Linked DNA regions of Mus musculus: regions 1, 2 and 4 are each linked to region 3. A link is a loop called in an ENCODE intact Hi-C map of the cell type or tissue named here. Cell type or tissue: heart. All regions are shown on one strand.

The links. A loop is a pair of places that touch in the nucleus more often than their neighbours do. Peaks named below come from ENCODE experiments on the same cell type or tissue, not always from the same donor. Only the 100,000 strongest peaks of a DNase experiment are listed, where the experiment ranks them.
Region 1: it touches region 3 in a loop (4-fold over the local background); 2 of 42 quality-filtered maps call a loop at or near these places.
Region 2: a loop joins it to region 3, with 3 times the contacts of the local background. A loop is called at or near these places in 8 of 42 quality-filtered maps.
Region 4: it touches region 3 in a loop (4-fold over the local background); 15 of 42 quality-filtered maps call a loop at or near these places.

The regions. Positions count from the first base shown.
Region 1 is chrX:167,361,772-167,369,771 of GRCm38, reverse strand. Prps2 (phosphoribosyl pyrophosphate synthetase 2) reads left to right here. Exons shown (of 7, transcript NM_026662.5): 3 at 4,555-4,653; 4 at 6,103-6,227. It also overlaps the pseudogene Gm26368. Among named protein-coding and RNA genes, the nearest start is that of Prps2, 17 kb to the left of the region's middle. In heart, no CTCF peak of the experiment used is centred here; no DNase peak of the experiment used is centred here.
Region 2 is chrX:166,289,555-166,297,554 of GRCm38, reverse strand. It overlaps a transcript of Gpm6b not described here. Among named protein-coding and RNA genes, the nearest start is that of Gpm6b, 51 kb to the left of the region's middle. In heart, a CTCF peak has its summit at 3,891 (motif pointing right); no DNase peak of the experiment used is centred here; H3K27me3 peaks cover 340 bases.
Region 3 is chrX:166,166,117-166,174,116 of GRCm38, reverse strand. Gemin8 (gem nuclear organelle associated protein 8) reads right to left here and starts at 3,663. Exons shown (of 4, transcript NM_146238.4): 1 at 3,567-3,663. In heart, CTCF peaks have their summits at 3,857 and 6,589 (motif pointing left); a DNase peak (open chromatin) is centred at 3,726; H3K4me3 peaks cover 1,401 bases; H3K27ac peaks cover 749 bases.
Region 4 is chrX:166,412,603-166,420,602 of GRCm38, reverse strand. Ofd1 (OFD1, centriole and centriolar satellite protein) reads left to right here. Exons shown (of 23, transcript NM_177429.3): 10 at 5,508-5,627; 11 at 7,229-7,302. Among named protein-coding and RNA genes, the nearest start is that of Ofd1, 24 kb to the left of the region's middle. In heart, CTCF peaks have their summits at 4,216 (motif pointing right) and 5,064 (motif pointing left); no DNase peak of the experiment used is centred here.

The DNA of each region.
Region 1 (8,000 bases), 1.2 Mb before region 3:
GGGTAGTCAGCATGATTCAAACTATAGTAAGGAAACAGTTTACAGTTTCATTCTTGCATCCAATTGAATCTGTCAATCTGCCATTCAATGTGTAACATTTGCATTCTGTGAAGTTTTAAAAACTGACGTCTTCCTTTCAACCATGCAGCTTAGCCTGATGCTGGGTGGGCACTGAGAATTTGGTAGGAGAAAGAAGAAATGACCAGAACCTGGTAAGGTACTTCATTTCTTAGTCCACTGTTCCCATATCTCAGTGTCTGGGGACTGTGAGGACACCAACCATGATTTGAGATGGAGGAAGGTACTTCCTACTTCCTTTTTGATTTTTTTTTCAACTTTTTTTTTTCTGCTTCACTTAGGGAGGCAGAAAGCCAGGTGGTATTTGGATGTCATAGAAAGCCATGTGCTACATTTAACCTAGACAGAATATTCTTGTTGGCTACAGGAGGAGCTCTGGGCAGCCCTCCCAGGCTGTCTATTGTTCTTTTCTCTTCCTTTGGGACCGTATTGCCCACGGCCACTAATAGCACAGTGAAGTTCTGTGTAATTGCCTCTACCAAGAAGTACCAGTGGAAAGAGCCCAGAAAAAAATCTCAGGGCTTTAAAACATTTTCCAAACTTGTTTCATGTCTTTTTACCCTTTGCACTATGAATATAGAAAGGTTTATCTAGCTTTGATTTGTAAGTACCAGAACCCAAGCGCAGCTTCTCACAGGAAAGAAATGGTTTCATAAATGACCACTTAACACAATGGAATATTCACACAGGAAACTGGCAGTGATGTCATAGTAATTGTCAAAGGCATGATGTAAGCCCTGGAGTTGCAGCTTTGCAATGAAGTAGGCTCAGTTTTGAATTCAAATACCATAATTCACCTGGTTTGCCCTTTTTAAAACATATTTAACCTCTGCACCTTTGGTTTCCTTACTTGTAGACTAAGGACCATCTTAGCTGGTACAGTTGAAGCTCCTAGCCTATCATACACAAGTGAACAAGCTTTCTGAGAAGCACCAAATATTGGTGTTGTAGCCCATTGGATGGTTATGACACTTCAACTTCCATCATTTTAGTGTGGAGACTGCCATAGCCAATACGCAAAGAAATGGGTGTAACTGTCCCAATGATGCTTCATTTATGCACACTGAAATATGGGTTTTATGTCACCTTCACATGCTACAAAAATCTTATTTTTGTCTGTTTTCCAATGCTTTTATAAGAGACCTTTCCTAGCTGCAAACCAGGAATCAGGCAATTCTAACCTACCAGCTGACATTTGCTGGGTCCTGTAGTAGACACTCAGTAATTGCTAGTTCTCTTCCCTGGAGAGAACAGTGGATTGCGAGCCAGGCAGGGAATAATTACTTCTGAGAGAGTGAAGAAGGGCTGTCACCTTGAATTTTTTTTTAGAGTCATGTATAAGATTATGTTGATATTTTAATGATAAAGTGGTTGACACAAGTAAATTTCTTTAATCTTGTAATCTCTGTATGTGTTTGTATGTTTAGGGGAATGTGTGTCTGTGTGTAAGTCCTGCACACTTCCATGTGCCTGAGAAAGTGCATGAACTCAGACACCATTTTTCTGGTGTCTGGTGCTGCCTACCTTTTGTGGGTTTGTTTTTGTTTTGACTTGATGAGATTTCTCACTGGCCTGAAACGTGCCAGGTAGACAGCCTGAGAGCATCAAACCTGTCCCCTCCTTCCCAGCACAGGGTCGATAATGCCACAGCATTTTGATGTGGACTCTGAGCTTGCACTCAGCTGTTCATGCTCACAAGGCAAGTGCTTTGCCTACGTTAAATGCCACACTGATTGTTCTCTCTACAGGCTTATGGTTTGAATGAGAGTGGCCCTCTGGGTGTATATGTTTGAATGCTTGTTCTGAAGTTGGTGGGACTGTTAAGGAAAGATTGGGAAATGTGGCCTTGTTGGATGAAGTGTAAAGGTTTATCAGTGGGGCGTCTTTGAGGTTTGAGAAGCCCATGTCAGGCCAGACCTCTCCCCCCTCTCTTTCTCTCTCTTTGTATCTATCTCTTAATCATGGATGAGCTATAAGCTCTCAGCACTACTCTAGTACCACACCTGCCTTCCTGCTGCCATACTCCTTGCCAAGACAATCATGGACTTACCCTCTGAAAGTGTTAGCAATCCCCCAAATTAAATGCTTTCTTTCCTAAGTTCCATTGGAAGCCATATCTGAGGACCTGGAGCAGACTTCTGTTGGCCCCATGCTTGCTGCTTCCTTCTCTGAGTTCACAAGATCTTTGCTTAGTTGATTTAGAGGGCCTTGTTCTCTTGGTGTTCTCCAGCCCCTCGGGCTCTTCCACACAGTTCCCTGAGCCTTGAGGGAAGGGATTTGATGGAGACATCCCATTGAAACCTGAATGTTTCAAGGTCTCTCACTCTCTGCACACTGTCTAGTGGTAGGTCTCTGCATTTGTTCCCATCTGCTGCAGGAGGAAGCTTCTCTGATGATGGCTGAGCATGGCACTGATCTATGAGTACAGCAGAATGTCATTAGGCGTCATTTTATCACTAAGGTTTCTCTTTTTGACCAGTATTTGGTTTTACCCAAGGACCTTGGGCTATCTATTCACACATTCTTGGTCACCTAAACAGTGTCACTGTAGAAGAAAGGGGTTATTTCTGGTATTCTAAGAGGTACTTATTATTGTGATATTTGAACCAGACTTTGAAGGATCAAACACATGGGTGTAGCAAAGAATATGTGAGATTGGGGCAGCTAAGTATGCGAGACAAGGTCTTGGTGTTCTCTAGAGAAAGTGAACAGTCTACTATACAGGAAAGGGTGCTGCATCGGAGGCAAGGGAGAGCAATTTGCAGTTAGCTACAACCAGATTGACCAGAGTACTTGAATATTAAAGCTGAAAAAATTTCGATTCTTTCCCAAAGGCAACATGAAATACCATACAGGGGAGTTAAATAAAGATGGGAATATAGAGGAGATCAAAACAAACCCCCTCCCTTTTAAAAATAAGATGAAGAGAGGCTGGAAAAATGGCTCAATGATTGGGAACACAGGCTGTTGTTACAGAGGACCTGAGTTCTATTCCTAATCCACACGTGGTAGGTCACAAGCATCCATAACTCTACTTCCAAGGGATACAACGCTCTCTTCTGGCCTCTGAGGGTACTGCATGTACAGCATATGCAGCTGTTTATACATTCAGGCAAAAGACTCACACATCTATGTGTGTGTGTGTGTGTATGTATGTGTGTGTAAAGGAAAAACACTTCCCACTAGGCATGATTTTTCATGTCTTTAACCTCAGCTCTTTGGAAGTAGTACCAGGTATCAAGGCTAGCCTTGTCTACATAATGAGTTCCAGTACAGCTAGGGCTACATAGATAGACCCTGTCTCAAAACAGCAATAACAACAACAACAAAGCAAATAGAGAATACTTCCCTACAGTTTTACTTTTTAGAAAATCTGCTGGTGATGTTAGGAATGTTTCCGCTGATTCTGTGTGTATGTAATTATTGTAAAATTAATATATAGATGAATGTTATTTTATAATATTAACTATACTATTGATATTTGTTGGTTATATTTATAAACAATGTAAGATATATATATTCATTATAAGGTGATATGTATTTGTCTTTTAAACAATAGTGTTCGAAGGGAAATAAAGACAATATTCAATATTAACATTTTATACAATATTAAGATTGTATTTTCTTTTGTGGCTTGCATATAAGAATGTAATGGTGTTAATGACTAATCTCCTATACATGTCTGGACTATGTCTAATGATATCTGTGCAATCTCTTTGGTTGCTTTGATGTGGACTTTTTCATTGTCTGTGATTTATGATGTGGAAACTAAATCTATAAAGAAGTTACATAACTTTAGAAAAGGCATATGACAGAAGGGACAATGAACTAGTTTCTCTGAATGTTCATTTCTCAATTACCTATAACTGTTAATTCTTTCATTTGGCTTGTGTGTCACTGTTCCCGTCTAGAGCACTCTTCTGTCAGCTTTGGCTGGCCTTGCCTTAAAAGTGATTTCTTAAATCATCTTGTTGAACCTCTTTGTGTTTTCTTGCTATTTGAATTATAGGACTGTGACATTGCATTTGCACAGTTTGACTTTATCCCTTTAATATTTGTATTCTGTATGTAGTGTCAGGTGCATGGCTGCACAGTAGTGTAAGGCTGGAGATGTAGTTTAGTCAGTAGAATGCTTATCTGGGATACAGGGATTCCTGGATTTCAGCCTTAGTACCACAGAAGTTGAGCATGGTGGCACATGCCTATAATCTTAACATTCAAGAGGTAAAGGCAGGAGGATCAGGAGTTCAAGGTCAGCTTGAAGACTCAGGGTCAGTAACAAGCAAACAAGCCATGCCAAGTAGTAGTATATATTTAGTTACCAAATCCAATGTATCAAATATATCTTTTGTTGTTATAACTTATAATTTTTCTTATTGGTTCCATCTGATTCGGTTTTCTCATGACTATCATTGTGAGAGGAATCTAACAGGTTCCATCTTTTTCTGATATTAAATCCTTGTTTCTATTTTTTAGAGTCGTGCTCCAATTTCTGCTAAACTTGTGGCCAATATGCTGTCAGTTGCTGGGGCTGATCACATCATTACCATGGACCTGCATGCCTCTCAGATCCAGGTACAAACATTGTGTTTCTGTCCACGGTTAGGTCCTAACTCCCTTAACTAATTTTGAAAGATTTTGAGTCTGCACAGCTACTGTCCTGGCTGGCTGTCTTTCCTGTGGATGCCACCATTCCTAACACACCTTGCCTCCAATTCATTTATGAGGAACAGAAATGCTTTCTTATATGTTTTGTGGTTCCATCTAAGCTTCTGTAAATTAGTTAGTGTAGTAGTGCATATTGTGTGTGTTTGTGTACATTGCATGTCTTCCTCAATCACTCGTCAGCTTAAGTTTTGATGACTCGGTCTCTCACTGAACCTGGATCTCATCAATTCAGGAAAGTTGGCTGACCGATGAGCTCCAAGGATCTGCATACCTCTCCTTTCCCAACACTGGGGTCACAGAATGTGCAGCATATGCTTGTACAGCAAGTTTTCTATACATTCACACACCAGGCCATCTCCCTAGTCCTGCAATACACATTTTTAGTTTCTTCATAACTTTCTCTTTTGTCACAAAGACGGACCACATTTCTCAGTACCTACTTATGATATATAATGAATGTGAAGTATTTGATGTGTGCTTAAGTGCTAAAACAACAACAAAAATCCACCTGTCTTCCAGTTTGTCCTGCAATGCTGTTCTTTCTCTCGGTGCACATAAATATCAGAGCATGCCTAGGAAATGGACTGGACTGAAAGATGCCTTGTGGCATCGCAATTGTTAGATTTAATTCTGTAACAGTTACCCACAGGGATACTGGTGTATAAAAGTATCTTTTGGATCAATAGTTCAAATGTTATTGAAAGATAGCAATTACCTTTTAAAAAAATCTGTATCCAATTAAACTAAGTCCCTTTCCCCGTGGAGCGTGCTGTGCCGTGGCTGCAAACAGTAGGCTTCTTGGGAGGTTTTATATAGGGGTTTCTCTAAGAGACCTTGGGGACTGAACTTTCTGGTGAATAGTCTTGTCGCTTATCTCATCTTGTCACCAGTCCAGGCTTCAGAGAGGTATATGGATCACCATTGGGAAGCCCCAGGGCACAGTGGGCAAGGTTCACATTGGCCAGCCCATCATGTGTATAATACCAACCTGTAAAACAAGGATTTATGCGATTGAGGTCCTACACAGGGTTAAGTTCAAGTTCCCTAGCTGACAGAAGAGCCACATCTTTTGAGAGAGAGAGAGAGAGAGAGAGAGAGAGAGAGAGAGAGAGAGAGAGAGAGAGAGAGAGCACCAAGTTTAATGCGGATGAATCTGAAGAGATGTTATCGAAGAAGCAACATTTTCTCAACAAGCGTGGGACAAATATGTCCCTAATCATGGTCCCTCAGGCATGTGGTAGGACTCTGTGTTCCTGAGGCTTTCTGCTGTGCTTAACCCTTGACCCTGCCAATCATGTACTCTAATAAATCTCACATTCAATCGGAAAACCAAGTGACATTGATTTTCCTCCTTAGGGTTTCTTTGATATTCCTGTGGATAATTTATATGCAGAACCTGCAGTTCTTCAGTGGATTCGGGAGAACATCACTGAATGGAGAAACTGTATTATTGTTTCTCCAGATGCTGGAGGAGCCAAAAGGTACCATACAAGTGATACCATACACATCTCACCTACTACTTTCCTGACTTCTGTATTTCTCTATGTCTTAAGGGAGAAAGCATGCCTTGTTCGCTGGGGGAAATAGTTGAGTAGTTAAAGCTAATGTCCCACAAGCTTGAGGACTGAAGTTGGGTCTGAAGAGCTTATATAGATGCTGAGTACGCTTTACGGTCTGTCTGTGATTTTAGCCTTGGAAGACAGGGATGGGGGAATTCCCCAAGCTATCTAACTAGCTCAGCGTTTAATTGAGAAACACTGCATCAAAAAATAAGGTAAAAGAGCAATCAAAGCACATTCCTGACATTAACTTGGAGCCTCCACATGTGTGTGCATACATGCATACCACACAAAAACACACTGACAACCTTTATAGATAGCATGCTTAGTGTGTGTGTCCCCGCGCACGTGTGTGCGTGTGTGTGTATGTGTCTGTGTGTGTGTGTGTGTGTGTGTGTGTGTGTGTGTGTGTGTGTGTGTGTGTGTGTGTGTTTGCTGGGGATAGTATTATAATGTAGCCCTGCCCCCACCAGGAAGTTTGCTTTTAATTATGCAACATTTTATTTTGTAAATGAGCAACTGAATAGGTCTCAGGCTTTGCCTCCAGAACAGAAACCCATCACTGTCCCAGCATTTCACATCATTCATGAAAATAAAACAAACACACACATACATTCTATATAATAAGAATTTTAATTAACACAATTGACTGAATTAGTCCTTCTAACCACAAACACTTGACTGGAGCAGGCACAATAGAAACCAGTTTTTCAAAATGTATATGGAACAACAAGAAAGGGGGCTAAAGTCTGTCTACATTACAGATGGGGCTGGACTGTACTCTGGTGTTCTGGGGGATGTGGGTGAGATGAGAAGGGGAAGGCAGCTTGGCCTGTCCCACCTATTCAAGTGCCTCCCTAAAGCAGGATGCGAAAAGCTAGGTCCCTAGCCAATAAGCAGAGCCTTTGGCTGAGGGAGAAAGTAGTCACCCATGAGAAATCCAACCACAAGTTTGTGCCACAGGCAGGTGAATATGAGGTCTCCCTGGGGTGTTGGACTCCCTGGACTAAGAAAATTAATACAAAATTAGTCTGACACTGCAGTACCTCTATGGAGAAAGACTTCTACAGTTTGAGTTGGTAGGGTATCAGTCACTGTACCATGTGACCTGTCAATCTGATCATCCAAAATCAGCCAGCCCTGAGGGACTAACATGCCCGGATTCCTTGTGTATAGATAGCCACCAGGGCACAGGCAGCCAGTACTTAGGAGATGTAGAATGACTGGCAAATGAACAGGTTTAACGAGAAACTGAGCGTGCTGCCACAGTGGCAACCTAAGGACATAGCCCTGAGTGGCAGTGTCAACCAGCTCTATGGAGAGCTTCAAGGGGCGCACGAACCACTAGGGGATGTGGTGTTGTGGAGGCAACAAGAATAAGATTATGCTGGTCCTACACACTGCCCACACTGCAAACTGAGCCTTAGGACCCTGAGCCTTGGAGAACTTGCCAGCTGCTATCTGGGAAGACAAACCTGGTGGAGTGGAGTGGAGTTGCCAAGGTAGGGGCTGCCATAAGAAAGGGAAAGGGAAAAGAGAACTCTCCGCACCAACTAAAGTAAAGAGGTTTATTGATGGGAGTCAATCATTTGAGTCCAGGGTAAAGAATGAAGATCAAGCTTCAGAACAACCCAAAAGGGCAGTGATCTTGGGTGTGTCTCAGTGGTGGAACCTTGGCAGTCAGGCTCATAGCCC
Region 2 (8,000 bases), 120 kb before region 3:
GTATGTTTAACATGCTATTACTGTATGGCACAGTGCTTCCACTTCTAGTTAGACATTCCAAAGAACTGAAAACAGGTACCCCAAGGGAAACTGAGATGTGCATGCTCATGGCAGCATTCTTTACAGCAGTCAAAAGACAGCAAGTGCCCTAATCACTACCATCTGATGAGTGGACGGACTGAGATCTACCCATTCGATGTAAGCAGACAGCCAGGAGAGTGAATTATGAACAGATCATAAATGGGCTTTGAAACACAATGCTGAGTAAAAGGTGTATGAATTTACTTATGAATCTATTCATGTGAAATATCAAGAAATGAGAAATTCATTGAAACAAATTTAGAGGTCACCAAGATTAGGAGGAAAGAGAGGAAGACAAGAATAAGTGAGTATCAGGTTTCCTTTGGTGATAAAAATGTCTTAGAACTAGATGGTAGTGATATTTATACAATATTATTAATGTACTAAATGCTATTTCAGATGGCTCCAATGGAAAGCTTTATTAATGTCATATATATGCATATATATATATATATATATATATATATATCACATTATATATGTGTGTGTGCGTGCGTGTTTGTGTGTGTGTACTTGCTGCTCTTGCAGATGGCTTGGGTTTGGTCCCCAGTAACCACATGGTAGCTCGCAAACATCTATAAATCCAGTTCCAGGAGATCTGATTCCTCTTCTGGCCTCTATGGGCACTGCATACACATATGGTAGACATACATACACATAAAATAAAAATAAAACATTTAAAAAGTAAAAATGAATAAGCAAAAGGGAAAATTCCGCAAGAACAACATCATAGTGACTACACTAGTTACTTCTCCCTTTGCTATGACAGAAAACCTGACAGAAACAACTTAAAGGAGGGAGGGTGTACTTTGGCTCATAGTTTGAGGGGATACAGTCCATCATAGCAGACTATAGCAGGAGGCAGCTCCATGGTCATAGAAATGTGTAGCTAGGACTCCTCACCTCCTCACATCTTGAGATGGTTCAGTCAGTAAAATACTTGTAAGGCAAACATGAGGACTCAGAACTCATGAAAAAACAAAAGGCAATTGTATGCTTGTAATCTCAGAACTGGGGAGGGGGAGACAGGAGGATCTATTGTGATTGCTGGAAAACCAACTTAGGCTACTCAGTGAGTTCCAGACCAGTGAGACTCCTTGTCTCAAAAAATAAGGTGGACAGCATCTGAGGAACAAGCACCAAAGTTGTCCCCTGGCCTCCTCATGCACACATGTGAGTATGCACAGGCATGCATGCACATGGGCACACAGAGCAATGACATATGGTCAGATAGATTATGCAACATCCAAACAGATGTTTCAGGGTAATCTTAAACAATCTACTGTTTGTCAAGGTGGCCTGTGGGCTGACTCGAAGAGCAGCAGGAATCTTCTGCCAGTTTCTGCAAGCTCAAGTCACAAAATATCCACCTAAAACTACCAGTGATAGTGAACAAGAGAAGAGTTGTTTCCAAGGCAAGTAAGTGGCCATGATAGAATACTACATATCTAACACTGAGTGTGGCTGTTGTCTGGTAACATTGGAGGTGACATCATGTACATGCCATGATGTTGTCTCACCCCTTTGGAATAATGGACAAACCCCGGGGCTAATTTCAGAACACCATCTTTACTCCCAAATTGGAAAGCGGGTTGGAGCTCATGTGTGTGAATAGGCAAGACCATTCTTTGGATCCCAAAGTTCCAGCTGTGCATTTCAGTGTCATTGAAAGGCCTGGGTCACAGGGCAGGAGAGGACACTTCCTCCAGCATACCCTTTCCTAAAGAAACCCCTTCCCCAGTCTCCAGGAAGCTAAAAGAAACACGCACCAATCCAGAGCTGCTTTTGACTGGCTTTCTGTTCTCTTTGGCATGCTGTTCTCTTAGAAGGAAGAAGCCCCTTTAAGATTTTAACAACTTATTGAGATATTCAAGAAAGAAAATGTAACAGGATCCAAAGATTGTCTCTAGGGTCATGGAAACTTGACAGAAACCCTGAATTAGTTTCATAAGAGCATCTAGTAAGCTGGGAAAGAGTGAACAGAGCAGAGCTCTGTGGCTGTCTTTGCTACTTTGTGGTTCTTTTTCTTCATACCCTTTATTTCTTCCATACTACCATTTTGTCCCCTATCACTAGAGAGAGAGAGAGAGAGAGAGAGAGAGAGAGGAGAGAGAGAGAATCCCTGAATCTAATTTCTTTCCTTTTGTTTCTTTTTTAACAAAACACAACCAACTGTCCCCCCACCCACCCCCCGAACTATCACCACCAACCCCTCCTATTGGGGCTCTAGCATGTATAGACCCTCTGAAAAGTTCCCAGAATTCCAAACATCACACAATCACAGAAACTATCTGCAGATGGCAAAACCACACCTCTGCTAGAGCACGAGAAAAATCAGTCAGCTGCTGTGGACAGTCTGAAGCAGCCCCATAGTCCCACACCTGGGGTTTAAGAAAACCCCAAATCCCATAATATTTCTGTATTTCCAAAGAAACCAAAGAAGACAGGGTCTTTTGTATTCCTTGGCTACATAGTGAGTTCAAAGCCAGCCTGGAATACAAAAGACCTTGTCTCAAAACTAAAGTTTCAAAAAATCTTCCTTAGCACAATGACTTGTTTTCCAGCCATGCAAATGTTATACTCCTGATCCTCCTGTCTGACAAGTGCTGGGATTACAGGCACTTGCAACCATGTCCCGCTTATTATGCAAGTTCTTGGGATCTAAACTCTGGTCCTTCATGTTTCTATCATAAGCACTTTTTTCCCACATGCCATTTCTCTAGCCACAGATTCCTCTTGACATTGAATATCAAGTAAATTCAGCCCGTTTTCTTTAATTTGTCAAATGTACAGAACAACAACAAAAACCAATGTTCTATTTTTCATCTGTTTGAAGCACAGAACACCAAGTTGCCTAAATAGAATTCTGTACTGTTTTTAAATATAGGGAACTATTTTTAAGGGTCTTCCAAGTGGTACAGAAAATTCCTAAAGCTAGGGTCTGTAGATTTTTACCTTATCTTTGTTCACTGCCATTAAGATATTTGGGGACTGGAGTTGAAGAGATAGCTCTGTCAGTAAAGTGTCTGTCATGCCGGCACATTTGACCCCTAGAACCAATATAAAAGGCTGGGTACCTGGGCAAGTGGAGACTTGCTGGAAAGACAGTATAGTCAAGTAGGTGAGCTCGAGGTTCAGTGAGAGACCCTGTCTCAGAAAATAAGGTGGAAATTGACTGAGGAAGATATCGGTTATCAGTCTCTAGGTACATGGGGGTACACCTGTACACGTGTACACGTGCACATACACACACAGAGAAGATCTGGAAAACACAGTATAAGAAATAGCGTCTCTATATTGTCACATTTTTCCTCCTCAGAGCTATAAACTTTAATATACCATATTAGGAAGTAGTTTTCTCCATAGATGTTAGATAACTGAAGCTACACTTGACCAAAGACTCTAAATCAGAAATATGTAAATCGGTGAGAAGGAAATATACGTTGTCTAACCTGAATAGTGTTCAAAATATGAAAGGATACAAGTGGGAGAAAGGCTTATGTGCCATGATTCAGGAAAACATTAGGTCTGCCCTGAAATTTATTAGAAAAGGAAATGGAGAAAAGCAGGGGGCGGCAGGAAGCAACATCTGTAGAGAATGAAAACATAGTTTGTCATCTCACGTAAGGAGACATTGAGTAATTGGTTTGCAAAGGAACTTAGTTCTCCAGCTTTGAGTTTCCAAAACAGGGTATTCAGAAGCCTATTTGTACCACTTAAAAACATTTAAAAATGATGTGTACATGTGCATGTGGGTGGGAGTGTAGGCTTTGCACACAGGAATGCAGTCAGTGCATATGAGTGCAGTGCCTGGGAAGGCCAGAAGAGGGTATCAGATTCCCCGCAACTTGAGATACAGGCAGTTGTGACCCAACTGGTCTGGATGCTGAGAATCAAATAGGCCTCATTAAAAAAATGTGTATATGGAGGTAAATTATGTATGTATACCACATGTGTACATGTAACCAAGAAATCTAGAAAAGAGTGTCGGACACCCCCTTCTGGGGCTAGAATTACAGGTGGTTGTGAGCCACAAACATAGGTGCTAGGGAACCAAACATAGGTCCTCTACAAGAGCAGTGAATATTCTTCCTCATTGAGCCATCTCTCCAGCTCCTGTACCATTTTTATAACTCTTCAAAGCATGCATAAGTAAACTATCACTAGCACATACTGAAGACTGCCTTATTAAAATATATGGCATCACCAAAATATGAAATTTCATTGACTTTCATCTCAAACTGACATATTAGTTAACTCAAGTGCCAAAGAACCTATTAGTTATTCTGTTTGCTACCTCAGAAAAAGGAATGCTTGGGAGAGAGGTGTAGCTCAATTGCAGAGCACTTGATTAGAAAAAAGAACTATTTACTGTTCAAATAGATGCCCAGGCCTACACTGCATGTAGGGTGACCTTGAGTACAGCCAACATCACTGGGAAGAATCAGAACAAAAACCAGTCAAACAGGAGAAAAGGCATAGATGTCTAGAAGTTTAGGCCAGTTCTAGTTTTCTTTCTAGTGCTTTGATAAACATCATCACCAAAAGTAACTTGGGAGGAAAGGGGTTTGCATCATCTTACAGTTTATAGTTCATCATCAAGGGAAAGCCAGTGCAGGATCTTAAGGTGGGGACTTGAAGCAGGAACTGAAGTAGAACCATGGATGAATGCTGCTTACTGGCTTGCTCTTCATGGCTTGCTCAGCCCGTTTTCTTATGTAGCCCATGATTACTGGCCAGAGGAAGGTACCAGTACCAGTGGGTTGGGTACTCCCACATCAGTTCCTAATGAAGAAAATGCCCCTGCAGATATGCATATGCACCAATCTGATAGAAGCAATTCCAGGAGAGTCCCTCTTCCTGGGTGACTCTTGTTTTTGTCAGCATGGCAAAAACCTGCCAGCACCACAGTAAAACAAATATACTTGATTTCTTGGAAGTTTCAAACTAGCTAGATGGAAGAATTTTGAGTGTTCATAACACAAAAACATAAAACTGTCTGTGAGATGGTATAGATGCTAACCTTGGTTAAATCACTATATACTATGAACTTCTATCAAGATAGCACTCCACCCATAAATATATACAACTATGGATCCAAAACCTTCACACCCTTCAGTAAAGTCAGGGTGTTCACCTGACTACAATGAACCAGTAGAGAAGACGTTAACCTTATACTAGAAAGTCAAACATGATTTTCTTTTATTTGAGTTTTTGAGTTGGGAGTGGTTTGAATTCTCACCCCCACTTCTTTCAAATATTACAAGTGAAGTTTGTGAGCTAAGCGTGATGTACACTTCTCTGTATCCAGCACTCAGGAGGAAGAAGCAAGAATATTAGGAGTTCCAGGCTAGCATGGGCTGTCAGTCGAATTCTAAGCCAGCCTGGGCTACAAGAGACCTTGTTCCTAAAGAAAAACAAACCCCAGTCCATAAATATACAAAGGCTTGAGTTTTCTGTAAACTAAAACCGATCAGAAAATGAGTACAGAGCAAAGAATTTACATTTGTGTATCTGTACTATATTTGCAATGGGTTAAAGCAGCCACAGAAGTGAAATTCTGACCTTGCTTTCTACCCTGGTCTCCTGATTTTCTGACTCGTGAGCATAAAATAGCTCTTGATTCCTGGGTTAGGAACTGCAAAGACTCTGCTGAATTAGTATTCAACATATGCGAGGAGACAATTTATTCAAATTTCAGCTAATGAATTAGCAAGCAAAAGCTCACCCTGAAGTTCCACGATTAATCAATGATTAATTTAACCTAATGCCTTTCGGAGCTCAATTGATCTCTTTGTAGTCCACGACATTTTTCTCTCGAGAAATGTGCAAACATTGCCCATGACTGGTACATTCCTTCATCTTTATGTTTACAGTGGAGTATGTATCAGGATGTGGCTGCATTGCCAGAGCATGTGAAAAATGCTTGCAAGCATAGGCACTATTTATAAGTTCCCAGCACTGTTGACATTACAGGGCCAGGAATGGATAGCTTCCCTATATAATCCTGTCATCCCCAGGCCTCTGCCCTGGAAACTTACATTTCCTGTTTTGCCTACACGAAAAGACGCCAGGCCAGTCTCAGCAGTCACTTTCCTGGTGACATCACTGCCACCACCAAACTCTCAACATGGATGCTGGCTCCTCCTTCTCTCTGCCTTTCAGTCCCTACCCCAGCCATTATCATGGAAGAAAATGATGTCAAACTGGAGACATTTTCCCTCCTATTGTTTAAGATGTGGAGTTGGGCATTGGGCTACTAGTGTCCCCAGAAATGGTGCACTTCATCTTCTAGATACATTAGTGTGGTTCCATCCATGCCTGTCACTGATGAAGGCTTTTTGGGTTCTCACAAAACCTAATGGCATGTGCACTGGGGAAAGAGTTCAGCCCTTGGGGCTTCTCCTTCCAGGGGACTTTGGGGCTACCCTGAGGGAAGACAGAGGCAAAGCTGCTAGAAGGGAGCGACAACACAGAATCCTCTCAGTCTTTGTTATATCACACCCCTCTCCCGGTGGGTGGTGGCTGTGAAGACAGCTGGGGTTGAGGCAAGTATCAGAATGCCAGTAGGCACTCTCTATCACTAGCCTTCACTTCATAGCCTTACTTCCCCAGTAACTGAGAATGGAGGGTGAGAAGGGCAGTGTTATGTAAGGGAGTCTCAATACTGGCTGGATTGGAATCACTTGGGGAGTAGTCTGTTGCTGCTGCTGCTTCTGGAGTATCCCTAGGTCCAATCAATCAGACCCTGTAGAGGTGGAACCAGAGGACAGTAAGCTGGCCTCATTGACAGTATAGCTCAAGAGCCAGCGTTCAACTGCGGCGGTTTTGCTCCAAAGTCACCTCTTCTTGAGCAACCCTGTGATTCTGCCATGGCCCATCAGGCCTAAAGACCCAAATTTGGAAGCTGATGCGAGTTGCAGGCTTTACATTTCACACGTGTGGTTGGGAGAGAAAAACAGATGGAGTGATGCGGAATTAGAGGACGTCTTTCAGCATTCAGGGGCCGCTTTTCCGTGGCTGTAATCCCACGTCTCATCATCTCCTGATGGGAGTCAGCATTAAGGAAAAGTGGTGAGCTGTGCTTGTAGTTTAATGTTTCCCCATGGGTATACCTGTGAGTGTATGGGCATGGTATATGTGGAGGCCTGGACATGTGAGTGTATGGGCATGGTATATGTGGAGGCCTGGACCTGTGAGTGTATGGGCATGGTGTATGTGGAGGCCTGGACCTGTGAGTGTATGGGTATGGTATATGTGGAGGCCTGGAATCAACCTCAGTGTCATTCCCTAGGAGAAATCCACTTTGTTTATTGAGATAGGCTCATCTACTAGGACTCTCTGGGTTTGGCAATTAGCTCTACTGCCTGGCTAGCCAAGGGAACCCCAGTGATCCACCTGTCTCCACCATATCAGCATTTCGATTACAAGCTCACAGCCATGTGCTCAGCTTTTTGCGTGGTTGCTAAGGATGGTATTTAAGTCCTCCTGCTTGTGCAGCAAGCACTTTTACCAATGGAGCCATCTCTCCAGCCCCCTGGAGTCTTGAAATATTTCTTTAAGCAGCCAGGGATTACTGTAAAGCCGGCTTTCCGTAAGAAAGCCATTGGTTACAAGGTTGGACTAGAAAAACATTCTCAGTCGTTACAGAGCTTCTAATGTACGTGCAGAAAGGCTTCATGGGTAAAACTCATTCCCTTCCATTTTCTTTCATGGGAACCCACAAATGACAGAAACATGCGCACATTGCCCTTTCGCCCTGGTAAATGAAATCAAGATCTCCATTTGTCACATGGTCTCTAACGGAGCCAATACTTGGCATGTCCACCTCGGGCCTCTCAGCTATTTCTTGACAGTCTTGGTTCAGGAGCAGTGCATGCACTAAAGACTTATACTCAGGTCTCTGGTAAAGACAAACA
Region 3 (8,000 bases):
TTTTCTTCTGAAGGGCTGGTAGAACTGAGAGAAAAGCGATTGGCAATGTCAGGGAGGGCCGGATCTGCAGCTCTGCAAACTGGGCAGCCCTCCACAGCGGAACACAATGGCATCATGGTCACCACCCAGCTGAGCTCTGGGGAATACAGAGACCATTCATTGTCTGTCCTCAACCACCAAAGGAGGGAGGAAAAAACCCACGACAGCATTGAGGTCATTCACTAACCACCGCTGAGGCCTACAGACAAGACAGAGCCTCCCAGTCTTGAATGATATATTTTCCCATACGGCCTTTCTAAGGCAAAAAAGAAAAAAGGGGGGGGGAAGCACATTTGTTCTACAGTGGCACTGCTTGCTCTGAGAGAGATATTTTTAAATGCACAACTATAAACGAAGAACAACAGTTGGAAATTCTGTCATTTTTTCCCCCAGATAAAAAAAATTCCACCTATGATAATGCTTTGTTGAAAGGCAGTGGTATCTCATATTTATTCTTTTCATTGCATATTTGTATACCATTTCTTTTTTTCTTGAATATTTATAATCTTATAATTATAGGATGTAGGACGTGTCATCGCAACCAGAAAGTAAAATAGAACCACAAGTCCTCCTCAGAACGATAATGTATATTCTATAACACCAATTTCCTTTCTGCTTCATCTTCCTTTATACAATTTTGAAAATTAAATACATGAAAGGTCATTTGCTTTTACTTTTGCAAAGGAAGATATTCAAAAGAAATTATTATATTATTAGTCTTTGTGTCTACAGCCTGGAGGGTCAATTTTTTTTTTTCTGTTGAGGGCCCCATTGATTTGGCTTTGAGCCAGACTGACAGTCTGGGGGTGCAATGAAGACCATGAGAACACACTGCCTGCTACAAAGCAGTATGCTGAGGACTAAAACGAAGTAAATGAAGGTGCCTTGAGTAACACAAGTTCACGTGTGATAGTAAGAAATCTTCCTGAACATGCAATGCCAGCCCATTAGAGATGCCTGTCAATTGTATAAATACCAGTAGTTCACTCAATGAGAAAAATGATAAAAACAGGGACTTCTGACACTCTTGTTTCCTACCCTCCTACTCTTGCTGTCCCCATGCCACCACCCCTAGCTGGCTGTTGTACTTGGTTGAACGTATCAGGCTTGACACTCTCATGGATTTTTTTTTCCTATGGCTTTGTATGGTCCCTACTTAGTCATGTAGACATCAAAGATGGCATGAGTCCAAATGGCCTACTTCCACCAGAGAACGAGTCCAAGCTCCACTTTTAAAACAAGAACATTGGTTTATTGTGTGCATGTGTCAGGTTTGGTGACAAGTGCCTTTACCCACTGGGCTACCTTGCCAGCTCCCCAAACTCCATCTTCAGCTGGACACAGGGCCTGCTTACAAGCATATAGCAGCCGACTGTGTTTCCATCTCTAACAGCCACCTTCAGAGCTGAAGATGGAGGGAGACAAGTAAGTATTATTTAACCCCGTTCACTTTCTCAAGCCGAGGCTCCAGTTTATGCTTGCCTGGGTGTTGCATTAAGTGCTGTTCCAAGGCAGGCATGGGGCGGGGTGGGAGGAGACTGAAAGGGTATAGTTAACAATTCTTGCCACCTCCCCTGCCCAAATCACATACCACTCATGGAAAGGCACTGTTTAATTTATCAGCAAGGGTGATAAAGATTTGTGAATGGTTTACTTTGCAATCCTGCAGAATCCTTTATGTGGCTAGTGTCGATCAGAAATCAACTAGAAGCCCAAGAAAGAGCAAGATACTCTGACTCAGAAACACCACAGGTAACGGGGAGAACTGAAAAAAACCAGGACAACAGAGGATGACGACAGTGATAATCTGGTTCAAAAGAAGAAACAGATGGTGTTCGTCTCATTTCAGGCATGTGTTTCATACAGCATATCTGAGTGTGACCATAAAAAAGTCAGGGCCAAACACAGCACACACTCAATTGCTGGCACAGCAGCAAAAATCTTGAGTAATTTGGGTAGTTAAGACCACTTTTATCTTTCCAGTGAATTATTTTAAATTACTTTCTATAAACATATTTCTGATAATTCTATGCTAAATTCTTTTCTGCATACTGTACTTGCTCCGGGCACTTATTTGGAGGGATAGATGCTATACTTTATTCCTTTTAGAGGTCCCATTTTTCTTCCACCAGAGAAAATAACAGGTATAATCTCCTGCCTTTGGGGGCTACTGGAATTGTTGAGATTGTCTGTTATATCCTGATAATATTCTCTCCTACCCGTGCTCCCCCAAATTATTAAGGGGCAGTAACTAAAAACAACAATCAGTAAGAAGTTCCAAATGTCTAAATATATTAATATATTTCCAGTTCATCTGGCCTTAAATGTTACAGTCTGCATCTGATTGTCCAAGTGCTTTATGAGTGGATTTCCCAACATAAAGAAGTAATTCTGAGAGTTCTATAGTGTGCTTGAGAACTCTTATCTAACCTCTAGCTATGTTTAATTTCCTGCCATCCTTCTTATCTTAACTTCTCCTTAAACGCTGGACTTGAAGAAACACCAATAAGCCTCTGCCATCTGTAAAACAGTTTCACGATGGAAACGCCTGCCTCTCTGCAACTTGGGTTGATTTTTCCCCCCAGCCCAGCAGTCAACAGAAGGGATCATACACTTTACTGTGAACTTGCACGTGTTAGATTTACCCAAAGCATATACACATGGTTTCTCTTTCCACTGCCATCCCAAAGACACTGTTATCTTGACGAATCATGCTAGCATAAATTGTACTTTCAAACAGTATCACAATCTCACAATTCATAGAGGCTTTGTGTCTGTAACTTTTAGTCTTAAGATTTTGAGTAATGTTCTGGCTTTTAGTTAAAAAACAACAACAAAACAAAAACCAACAAACAACCCCCCCCAAGCAAATAAAAACCCCAACAACAGTGGAGTCCAGAGCCTAATTTGTGCAACGAGTTTGTAACAATCATTTCAGAAAAAAAAAGGGAAAATGGTTCAGAACTCTGGCTACCCACAGCAACTGTCAAATGTTCTTAAGATAACATCAACTAAGAATTCTGACCTACAGAACTCAAAAGTTGCAAGGGGGGCGGGGGAGAAACTCAGGTTTTTGTTGTTTTGTTTTTGTAAATGAGCCAGTAGCTTAGACATCTCTGCAGAAACGTGTCCTGACAGACTTCCTGCAACATTGTGATCCACAGCACGTTTGAATTACACTGTGAGTTAAAACAAAACAAAACAAACAAAAACCCCAAACCTTCCCATGCTTGAGCCTCACTTCTCAAGATCTGAACTGGAATAGTCTGAGGTGGGGGCCTGGGAACAGAATTCTCAGCAGGCACCCAAGGATTAGGAAGCACATAGGGCTTGAGAGCATAAATTAGAACTAGTTTTAACAGTCTGTCAGGGGTTGGGACTCTCACGGGTCTAGGCAACCTCCTCGTGCTGCCGGGTGATGGTAATTAAAGCCACAGCATGAGCGCCAAGCCAGTACTCCAAGCTTCAGGAGTCCGCCACGCTATTCCCTTACTCCCCAAAAGCAACCCATCAGCCCCCGAAGTCACCTCGTGGGCACGCAGCTGGCAGATCTCGGGCGGTGGGCAACAACGGACCTAGCTCTGGTGGTGGGGAGGAGGAAGGGGCGGGAGAAGTGGGGGAGTGACACAAGGAGAGCGGGAGGCTCGGGTTGCCTGGGCAACAAGGAGCTCGCTTCCGGTACGGGGCTTGAAAGACGGAAGTCCCGCCTTATCCGTGACGTAACGTCGTGTCAGTGGCTACACAGAGTCAAGGGCGGCACAGGAAGCGAATTCGTTTGTTTGGGCGGTCCCGGCAGCTAGCTATTGGGCACTAGGGGATCAGAACTGAATTGCACCCTCAGCTTTCGGTTATTATTATTATTATTTCTTCTTTAGCTTTTACTTTCTTTTCACTTTCTTAACTAAAATGGAAGGTGAGAAATTGTTTTGAAAATACAGATTCACTCAGATCTGTGTCAGCTTGACATTTATGAACCTTAATTTGTACCTAGTGTTTCTGTCATTATAATCGTCAGCAGTACATGCCCTTCTAGAGTTGCACAAGAGTCCTTAGTAACCAAAGATGAACTACTAGAAGGCCAAGTGGGCTTATTTGGCAAAATGTGCCATATTTTGCAGGAATTTATTACTAGGAAAACCAGATTTGGACCAGATGCATGGTTATTCCAAAAAGTGAAAATAGGAAACAATTTAAATGCCAAAGGCTAAGATAATTAGGCAATGTCAGTAGTGGGACATTATTACCTTATCATTCCTGTAATATTGGTGAATCAAAGTAGTATAAAAGAATATTTAGCAAACATATACCAGATGTCTACTATATGCTAAGTATCTGCAGTGTCTTGTAGCTTCAAGGCACACGTGATTTTGAGGTACTTAAATGTGAGAATTTTCGATGTGCTTAACTAAATTCCACAGTACATTTTAAAGAGTTAATATTGAAAAAAAAATACGTGAACTGTCTAGTTGTTGTTGACACTGTCTCACTTTCAGCTGGGTCGAAGGTCATCATCTTGCCCTGGCTGGTTTGAATTCCCAGAGATCCACCGGTCTCTTGACTGTTGGGATTACAGGCACGCGTATCAACAAGCCTGCCTTAACTAACTCACATTTTAAGCAATCTTAACCTGGCAGTGGTGTAGCTTCATTGATAGAATGTTTGTCCAGCATGAATGATGCGCTGGATCATTCCTTTATAACATCTCACATCTGGGCATATTGGCGCATCTGTAATCCTAGAATTCTGGGCATGGAAGCAAGGTTGTTGTGGCTACACAGTGAATCTGAGGTCAACCTGGGATGCATGAAGCTGTTTGAGGAAAAAAAAAATCCTTGCCTTAGGGAAGGAGAATTTACCTTAAATGAAGAGTAAAATGAATTCCATGTACATATTTTAATATTTATGTACATATTTTAATAATATGTACATATTTATTAATCTGTTCAATAGAACATGAAATTATATATGTGGCATAAATTATAATTCTAAAGGAGAGTAATATTTTACTTAGTGAATATACACTGGTAAACACAGTTTTTTTACTTCACAAAATTGACAATTGGTTGGGTAGAGATCATAGACAGTCAATGCAAGTGTAATTATGTTTTTCATTTGTTTGTTTAGAAAGAGTCTCATGTAGCCCGTGCAGAACTCCTATTTCCCAGGTGCGAGAATATTCATTACCATACCTGACATATTGTAGTAAATTTATATGATGAATATATTGCAGAAAGGGACAACACACACACACACACACACACACACACACACACACACACACAGGCAGTTAACTTTAGGCAAGAAACGAGAAAGGGCTGTGTGTGTTTGTAGGACTGTGACTATCTTCTGGGAAGCAGGCAAGTCATTTGGAGCCTGTGGGAAGAAGAGCAGGAAAGAAAAGAGAGTGATATGAGAAAGCGGTCACATACTTGCAGAAAAGGCAGAACATGATGGGCTTATAGAAAATGTATTTCAAATGGAGCAGTTCTGGAAATACCAAGTGTCTGCATGCACATACACAGAGTCTGTGTGTATGTTATATTGCTAGCTAGAATATTACTAGTGCTTTGGCTCCTCTTGTGCAGATCCAGATAAGCCATTCAGAGTGGTGAGAAGTGGGTTTCGTTCTCACAGTTGTGAGTGTGGGAAGCCCAGAGGAATATGGCAACTCCATGGGATGAGAAACTTGCCCTCTACCTGTCTTTTAACTTTACCCATCTTGCCTTCCTGTTTCTGAGAGCTTAGTCCAAGTTGACTTATCATGGCACCTTCCCCCAGCCCCTTCCCCCCTACCCCAGCTCAGTGGGAGGATAAAAGGGAAACCTCTTTGCATGCCTCTTCCTCCCAGATAGAGTTTCGAGACATTAATCATATTTGAGGCTGAATTGTTCTGTGTTCTGAGGGCTGCCCTGCTAAGATAAGATATTGGGAAGCATATCTGTCCTCTACCTACTATGTGCCAGTAGCATCCCTCAAATGTGACACCAAAGGAAACGTCCAGGCATATTGCAAATGTCCCCTGGGGGCAAAGCCACCTTCACTCGAGATGTATTGTCTTAGGACTTGTCCACAATACTGCTCACTGGTGGTTTGAATGTCATGACTCATCCATCATAAGGATAAAGCACTTTTGAAATTTTCTCTTTTAGGTAGCCAAGAGGCCCAATGATAAGTTAGCTGAAGATGAAGTCAAGAAGCTAGCAGATCCACACCTCCATCTCTGATTATGGTGGCTCTCTTCTTGGCTGAGTTTTAGTGGTTGTTTATCTTAATTTAGTTGCATAAAAAGCATAGGTGACGGTTAATAGTGAGCACCTAAGAAGTGAGAAGCCAACCCATGATTGTCTTCCAATCCTTAGTGTGGAAATTAATTCTGTCCACAGAGAGCGATATAAATATATAGATGCTGTGTGATACATTTACTTATGAATAAATGACTGACAAAAAAAGGTGAGAATTCTGTTTAAGAAGCATGGTCATTTTAACTCCTCAGGGTGAAACATTGAGAGGACTTGGAAAAGCTAGGGGGAGGTTGTTTTATTACTTGTGTTCTACCGCCCTCTGGTGGGAATTTGTAATTCGACTATTCCTCATCTAGCATCTTTTGTTCTGGTTTAAACTTCAGATAATGCAAAACTTCCAAGGGTCACCTATGATGAGGAACTTTAAAGCACTTTTTCACACTCGAGACTATTGCATTTGGGACTCTGCACTGTTTCATTGTGAAGGCTGCCCTATGTATTGTAGGGTATTTAGAAACATCCCTGGTGTTCCTAGCACCTCTCATTTGTAGAAAACAGAAATCTTGTCAGATGTCCCCTGTGGCTCAGAATTTCTCCTAGTTGTGGACCACTCCTTTAAACACTCGTGTGAATTTCCTATTTTCACAGCCTGTATAGTTCTGGAGTCTTAGAGCAGGGGTTATGAACTTTTGGTTCATGACTCCGTCAGCAAACTTTTATCTCCAAAAATATTTACATTATAATTTATAACACTAGCAAAATTACAGTTATTAAGTAGCAACAGAAATAATTTTATGGGTGGGTGGAGGCACTGTATGAAAGGTCACAGCACTAGGATGGCCGGGAACCATTGACTTACAGTATCCTGGAAATAGCTTCTATGTTAGTCAGTCCACCAAAGAAATGAGAGGTTCCACTTATAACTGTCCTGCTATAGCAGATATGCCTCCCTTTTCATAGTTTTCAGATCTCACTCACCCCTGCTCATCCCAGCAGTTGGAGGAGAGTTCTATGGAACTGAAGACAAGGTGAGAGAATGTAGTCTTAAGTCCTACAGGCTAAGGCTGTTATGCTACAGAAGAAGTAGAACGGAAAAACCCTAGGCTATGCCCACTCCCCCACCCCCCACTCCATGGGATGTACCAGCATGGATGATCTAGTGGACCATAGGGATCCATAGCTAATCTCATGGGCTCTTTGGACTTCCCTACCCTACTCTAGGACCCATCTATCATGAAGAAAGTTATTGAGAACCAGTACCTTACCAGGGTCAAGTTAAGAGGTGCCAAGCAACCTACCAAAAGTCCAAATTTCTGCCTTCAGAGCTCACCTTTTTTCTGTTCCCTTTCCTCTGATCATCAAATTTGTCGGGGTTCTCTGATCTTTCCAATACATTGATGGATCTTTCAGTCCCTTCTTTTTGTTTTCTCTTCTGTAAAAAGGGTGTCTTTATTTCTCCCTTCCCCTCCCCTCCCTTCCCCTCCCCTCCCCTCCCCTCCCCTCCCTTCCCTTCCCCTCCCCTCCCCTCCCCTCTCCTCTCCTCTCCTCTCACTGCTGTTTCTTTCAGAGCTCACTCTCTGACAGCACAGCAGACCTTTCCTTCTATGCTAGTTATAATCTTCTCTGTAGTGCTTTGCACAAATTGACAGTGCCTTCTTTTGGCAATTAGAACATCCATTCCATATTACAAAAGTAACATGTGCTTAATGCAACAGATAA
Region 4 (8,000 bases), 250 kb before region 3:
GATCTTCCTTAATTTCTTTCTTCAGAGATTTGAAGTTTTTATCATACAGATCTTTCACTTCCTTAGTTAGAGTCGCACCAAGATATTTTATATTATTTGTGACTATTGAGAAGGGTGTTGTTTCCCTAATTTCTTTCTCAGCCTGTTTATTCTTGTATAGAGAAAGGCCATTGACTTGTTTGAGTTTATTTTATATCCAGCTACTTCACCGAAGCTGTTTATCAGGTTTAGGAGTTCTCTGGTAGAATTTTTAGGGTCACTTATATATACTATCATATCATCTGCAAAAAGTGATATTTTGACTTCCTCTTTTCCAATTTGTATCCCCTTGATCTCCTTTTGTTGTCGAATTGCTCTGGCTAATACTTCAAGTACTATGTTGAAAAGGTAGGGAGAAAGTGGGCACCCTTGTCTAGTCCCTGATTTTAGTGGGATTGCTTTCAGCTTCTCTCCATTTACTTTGATGTTGGCTACTGGTTTGCTGTAGATTGCTTTTATCATGTTTAGGTATGGGCCTTGAATTCCTGATCTTTCCAACACTTTTATCATGAATGGGTGTTGGATCTTGTCAAATGCTTTTTCTGCATCTAACGAGATGATCATGTGGTTTTTGTCTTTGAGTTTGTTTATATAATGGATTACATTGATGGATTTTCGTATATTAAACCATCCCTGCATCCCTGGAATAAAGCCTACTTGGTCAGGATGGATGATTGCTTTAATGTGTTCCTGGATTCGGTTAGCGAGAATTTTATTGAGGATTTTTGCATCGATATTCATAAGAGAAATTGGTCTGAAGTTCTCTATCTTTGTTGGGTCTTTCTGTGGTTTAGGTATCAGAGTAATAGTGGCTTCATAAAATGAGTTGGGTAGAGTACCTTCTACTTCTATTTTGTGAAATAGTTTGTGCAGAACTGGAATTAGATCTTCTTTGAAGGTCTGATAGAACTCTGCACTAAACCCATCTGGTCCTGGGCTTTTTTTGGTTGGGAGACTATTAATAACTGCTTCTATTTCTTTAGGTGATATGGGACTGTTTAGATGATCAACTTGATCCTGATTCAACTTTGGTACCTGGTATCTGTCCAGAAATTTGTCCATTTCGTCCAGGTTTTCCAGTTTCGTTGAGTATAGCCTTTTGTAGAAGGATCTGATGGTGTTTTGGATTTCTTCAGGATCTGTTGTTATGTCTCCCTTTTCATTTTTGATTTTGTTAATTAGGATTTTGTCCCTGTGCCCTTTAGTGAGTCTAGCTAAGGGTTTATCTATCTTGTTGATTTTCTCAAAGAACCAACTCCTCGTTTGGTTAATTCTTTGAATAGTTCTTCTTGTTTCCACTTGGTTGATTTCACCCCTGAGTTTGATTATTTCCTGCCGTCTACTCCTCTTGGGTGAATTTGCTTCCTTTTTTTCTAGGGCTTTTAGATGTGTTGTCAAGCTGCTAGTATGTGCTGTCTCCCGTTTCTTCTTGGAGGCACTCAGAGCTATGAGTTTCCCTCTTAGAAATGCTTTCATTGTGTCCCATAGGTTTGGGTACGTTGTGGCTTCATTTTCATTAAACTCTAAAAAGTCTTTAATTTCTTTCTTTATTCCTTCCTTGACCAAGGTATCATTGAGAAGAGTGTTATTCAGTTTCCACGTGAATGTTGGCTTTCCATTATTTATGTTGTTATTGAAGATCAGTCTTAGGCCATGGTGGTCTGATAGGATACATGGGACAATTTCTATATTTTTGTATCTATTGAGGCCTGTTTTGTGACCAATTATATGGTCAATTTTGGAGAAGGTCCCGTGAGGTGCTAAGAAGAAGGTATATCCTTTTGTTTTAGGATAAAATGTTCTGTAGATATCTGTCAGGTCCATTTGTTTCATAACTTCTGTTAGTTTCACTGTGTCCCTGTTTAGTTTCTGTTTCCACGATCTGTCCTTTGAAGAAAGTGGTGTGTTGAAGTCTCCCACTATTATTGTGTGAGGTGCAATGTATGCTTTGAGCTTTACTAAAGTGTCTCTAATGAATGTGGCTGCCCTTGCATTTGGTGCGTAGATATTCAGAATTGAGAGTTCCTCTTGGAGGATTTTACCTTTGATGAGTATGAAGTGTCCCTCCTTGTCTTTTTTGATAACTTTGGGTTGGAAGTCGATTTTATCCGATATTAAAATGGCTACTCCAGCTTGTTTCTTCAGTCTATTTGCTTGGAAAATTGTTTTCCAGCCTTTCACTCTGAGGTAGTGTCTGTCTTTTTCCCTGAGATGTGTTTCCTGTAAGCAGCAGAATGTTGGGTCCTGTTTGTGTAGCCAATCTGTAAGTCTATGTCTTTTTATTGGGGAATTGAGTCCATTGATATTAAGAGATATTAAGGAAAAATAGTTGTTGCTTCCTTTTATTTTTGTTGTTAGAGTTGGCATTCTGTTTTTGTGGCTGTCTCCTTTTTGGTTTGTTGAATGATTACTTTCTTGGTTGTTCTAGGGCGTGATTTCCGTCCTTGTATTGCTTCTTTTCTGTTATTATCCTTTGAAGGGCTGGATTCGTGGAAAGATATTGTGTGAATTTGGTTTTGTCGTGGAATACTTTGGTTTCTCCATCTATGGTAATTGAGAGTTTGGCCGGGTATAGTAGCCTGGGCTGGCATTTGTGTTCTCTTAGTGTCTGTATAACATCTGTCCAGGCTCTTCTGGCTTTCATAGTCTCTGGTGAAAAGTCTGGTGTAATTCTGATAGGCCTTCCTTTATATGTTACTTGACCTTTCTCCCTTACTGCTTTTAATATTCTATCTTTATTTAGTGCATTTGTTGTTCTGATTATTATGTGTCGGGAGGAATTTCTTTTCTGGTCCAGTCTATTTGGAGTTCTGTAGGCTTCTTGTATGATCATGGGCATCTCTTTTTTTATGTTTGGGAAGTTTTCTTCTATTATTTTGTTGAAGATATTAGCTGGCCCTTTAAGTTGAAAATCTTCATTCTCATCAATTCCTATTATCCGTAGGTTTGGTCTTCTCATTGTGTCCTGCATTACCTGGATGTTTTGAGTTAGGATCCTTTTGCATTTTGTATTTTCTTTGACTGTTGTGTCGATGTTCTCTATGGAATCTTCTGCACCTGAGATTCTCTCTTCCATTTCTTGTATTCTGTTGCTGATGCTCGCATCTATGGTTCCAGATCTCTTTCCTAGGGTTTCTATCTCCAGCGTTGCCTCGTTTTGGGTTTTCTTTATTGTGTCTACTTCCCCTTTTAGTTCTAATATGGTTTTGTTCATTTCCATCACCTGTTTGGATGTGTTTTCCTGTTTTTCTTTAATGATTTCTACCTGTTTGGCTGTGTTTTCCTGCTTTTCTGTAAGGGCCTGTAACTCTTTAGCAGTGCTCTCCTGTAATTCTTTAAGTGACTTATGAAAGTCCTTCTTGATGTCCTCTATCATCATCATGAGAAATGTTTTTAAATCTGGGTCTAGATTTTCGGTTGTGTTGGGGTGCCCAGGACTAGGTGGGGTGGGAGTGCTGCGTTCTGATGATGGTGAGTGGTCTTGATTTCTGTTAGTAGGATTCTTACGTTTGCCTTTCGCCATCTGGTAATCTCTGAAGCTAGCTGTTTTAGTTGTCACTGTTAAGAGCTTGTTCTTCAGGTGACTCTGTTAGCCTCTATAAGCAGACCTGGAGGGTAGCACTCTCCTTAGTTTCAGTGGGCAGAGTATTCTCTGCAGGCAAGCTCTCTTTTTGCAGGGCAGGTACCCAGATATCTGGTGTTCGAACCAGACTCCTGGCAGAAGTTGTGTTCCACTCACTAGAGGTCTTAGGATCTCGTGTGGAATCCTGTGTGGGCCCTTGCGGGTGTCAGGCGACTCCACTGGCAAGGTAGCCCGGGGCTCAAGTGGAGTGGAAGGGGTTTGTGCCCCAGATCAAGCCCGGGTAGCCTGCTTCCCTATGTACCGCAGTCTCAGGTTCCACGCGATTGGATTGGGGCAGGTGCTGTGTTCCACTCACTAGAGGTCTTAGGATCCCGTGGGGAGTCCCGTGTGGGCCCTTGCGGGTGTTGGGCAAGACTCTGCTGGCAAGGTAGCCCGGAGCTCGAGTCGAGCGGAAGGGACTTGTGCCCCAGATCAGGCCCGGGTAGCCTGCTTCCTCTATTTAACTTTTTAAATGCACTTCTCTCCCCTCCTTCTAAGCATTCATGTAAATTAAGTGTAATTTCCCAGCTCCATGCCTTTCCAGGTTAGCCAGCAGAGGGTGCTAGTGCTGATACCTGGAGCTTTTGCTTAATTCTTGAAGCAGTGAGCTTTAGGTAGTGGTTCTCAGAATGGCTTGTTCTCTGCAGTACCTGGGAGGTAGAGAACTGCTAGTACTACCCACTTAAATCTCACTAGGAAGGCCTTGTAGGCTCAATGTATAGAGGAATAGGACTTCTCCTCACCCCGTCCTTCCCTCCCTCTCTCCCTCTATTCCTTCCTTCTTAACTCCCTTCTGTCACCCCCTCTTTTGATTATTAAATGTTGAAAGCAGGTCTTAAGCCTTTATCTGTGAACTAGTGAATTAGATCCAGCAGTGGTAAAGAATATTATAGAACAAACAGTTATGTGTGTAAGCTAACTTGTTTGTGCTTTTGTAACTTTATTCTTTACTTCTAAATTGATTGTGGCCACTTACCATCTATAGCCAGGTTTTTGTTATGCTTTAGGGTTTGTTTTTTTTTTTTTTTTGGTTTTGTTGCTGCTGTTTTGTTTGTTTGTTTGTTTGACATATGTTTTCATTTTGTTTTTAACCCTGGCTGACCTCAAACTCACTATGTACACCAGGCTAGCCTTAGACTTGCAATGATTCTTCTGCCTGTCTAGTGTTAGAATTATAAGCATGGGCTCACGATGTAACTAGTTTGTTTTGTGTGTGTGTGTGTGTGTGTGTGTGTGTGTGTGTGTGTGTGTTTAATTTTAAAACTAGGGGTTGGAGAGATGGCTCAGCGGTTAAGAGCACTAGCTGCTCTTCTAGAGGTTCTGGGTTCAATGTGAGTAACCACATGGTGGCTCACAACCATTTGTAATGGGATCCGATGCCCTCTTGTGGTGCTGTCTGAAGACAGCTACAGTGTGCTCATAAAATAAATAACTCTTTTTTAAAAATTAAAAAAATAAAACTAATTAAAACTTATTGGTGTGTGATTGGGTTCATGCATGTCACAGCAGTGGAGGTTAGAGGACAACTTGTAAGAGTCAGTTCTTTTCCTTCTATCATGTGGATGTGGGTCCTGGGTATCAAACTCAGACTTGGCACCAACTGCAAAAAGCTGCCCTCCTAGGCAGTTTTGAAATGTTAGCTCTCTCCTGTAAGAAAGGACTATGGCGTTGGCTCCTTCCCACTTCTTTAGGCCAGGTACCCCTGTTCTGCTCCCTCTTCAGTCTGACATACAGTAACGAGGTCAGTTTGTAAAATACAGGGAGACTTTTTCCTTTACTTCCTAGTTAGGACAGTCACAGAAATTGTAGTCTGCTTTCTTACAAAATTTTTTTGGGTTAATTTCAGGACCCAGAAGCTCCAAGAAGAAAAAATTAAAAGTGAGGCTGAGGCACTTGAGAGACGGGAACAGAATCTGAAGAATATTGAAGACACCTATGATCAGAAACTCAAAACTGAACTGCTAAAGTAATTGTTGGGTGTTTTAAAAAGAGTAATATGTTTGAATTAAGTTGGTGAAAATGTAGCCAAAATTGATGAAGTAATAAGACGAATATTTACATGACAAAATTCAGTGTTTGAGAAAAACTATTTTCTTTGACAAATCATAGCTTTGTGATAAATATTTAAGAGGTTTCTAAAGCTTACAGTGTAGAGAATTACATCAGATACTCTTATTCATAACTCCTCGGGCTGTGAGGAATTGTGAGGACTTTAACCTTACATATGTAAGTGTGTATTAGATTATATAATTATTCCATTGTTTTAACCCTTGGATGTTATACACATTTTATTTTATTTTTGAGTCTCTTTTTTTTCTTTTTCCAATTTTTTATTAGGTGTTTTCTTCATTTACATTTCAAATGCTATCCCGAAAGTCCCCTATACCCTCCCCCTGCCCTGCTCCCCAACCCACCCACACCCACTTCTTAGCCCTGGTGCTCTTCTGTACTGGGCCATATAAGTAACCTTAGGGCACCATATGTCTTGCTTAGTTTGTGTAGCTGATCAACTGTAAAATTGGAATTCGGATTACTTTAGTCATCGTTGTCATGCTGCCACTGAGATGAATGTCAGTAACAATTGCAAGTTGTTTAAGGTAGAATTTGATTGAGAACTTGAGCTTTGTTCTCTCAAGACTCCATAAAGCCAGAATCAAAAGAAGGGAGCTAAAGTAAACTATATGAAGCAAAAGGTGATGCAGGGAAATGAAAAATGACAGCTACAGTTAATTTGGTCCACCCCCCTTCTCTTCTGCTTCTTGCTATGTAGCTCAGGTTGACCCAAAATTCTTGATTCTTTTGCTCTGTACTCCCAAGATCAGTGATAGCAAATGTGTGCCACCATATCTAGGTACTCTAGTCTGAATTTTATGGGCCAGTGACTAGAACCCCAGAGCAAGGATAATTGGATGGAAATTTTTCTCAATGGCAGGTGTATTTGTCCCATCTAATAACCTTTAATATTTGTCTTTGGTTTCAGCAATGGTAGGGGTGAGGGATATTTATTACAGGAGGGTTTGTCTTTCTTTTTGTCCATCTCTGACTAGTGATAACTGAAGAAAATAAGTAAAACTCCATGGTAACATCCCCTTTGCTATTGCTGATATGGATCTAATACCAGTAGGCTCTCAATTGTAATAAACCCTAAGAACAAAAGTTCTTGACTTGGTTGGAATTGGGGAGATTGCACAGGCAGATTACAAATGACTGAATGCCTTGCCATCTCTGGGGACACAGAATCTGTTGCATGTTAGGTAAGCTTTTCATTGTTTCCTTTTATACTCTCTGTATAAATTGAGACCAGTGGAAAAGTAGTTGTTTCCAGTAACCCCACGATAACATCCTTCATTTTGTGTAATTGAGTTTGGGACTATATTTTTATAGGATGGAGGGTTTATTGGACCTTTGATGTTTAAAGTTCTCTTGCCTGGCCTTAGAACTGAGACTTTGAAGTTTCTCCTAAGCCATGTTGGTAGTGGGGATGCTGGGCCACAGATAAGCTCCTCAGGATTAGTGGTCTCTCCAGGTAGATGGCAAGGACCTCATTTTAGTCATTCTGATTCTCAGGTACCAACTGGAGCTAAAGGATGACTACATCACTAGGACAAATAAACTCCTGGAAGAGGAAAGGAAGAATAAAGGTGATGTGGATGGATGGCTCATTGCAGTTCTGATACAGGCTACTAGCCTCCTAAGTTACATCTGTGCTATATTCTTTTTGGTTGTTTCTTGTTTTGGTTTCTCAAGATAGGGTTTCTGTATCCTGGTTGTCCTGAAACTCATTCTGTAGAACAGGTTGGTCTCGAATTCAGAGATCCATTTGCCTCTGCCTCCTATGTGCTGGGATTAAAGGTGTGTGCCACCACTCCCTGGCATCTCTTGTATATATCTCTTGTTCTTAAATTTGGCTTCCACTTATTATGAAACATTTATTTACATATTTATTTGTTAGGGGGCGTTGTATGTGTTAAATAGTGTGCATGTAGAGGTCACAGAACTTAATGGGACTTGGTTTTTGTCATTCTACAGTTGGGTCCCTAGCATTGAAATTGGGTTGTCAGACATAGCAGCAGGTGTTTTTACCCACTAGTCCATCTCACTGGCTCTTCATTTCTTTTTTAAAGATTTATTTATTTTGATTTTATGTGTGTGAGTGTTTTGCCTGCATATATGTCTGCACCATGTGCATGCAGTGTCCGTGAGGTCAGTAAAGCATATTGGATCCCCTGGAGCTGGAGTTACAGATTGTGAGCCGCCATGTGGGTGCTGGGAATTGAGCCCAGGTCCTCTGAAAGAACAGCCAGTGCTCTTAACTGCTGAGCCATCTCTCCACCTCCAT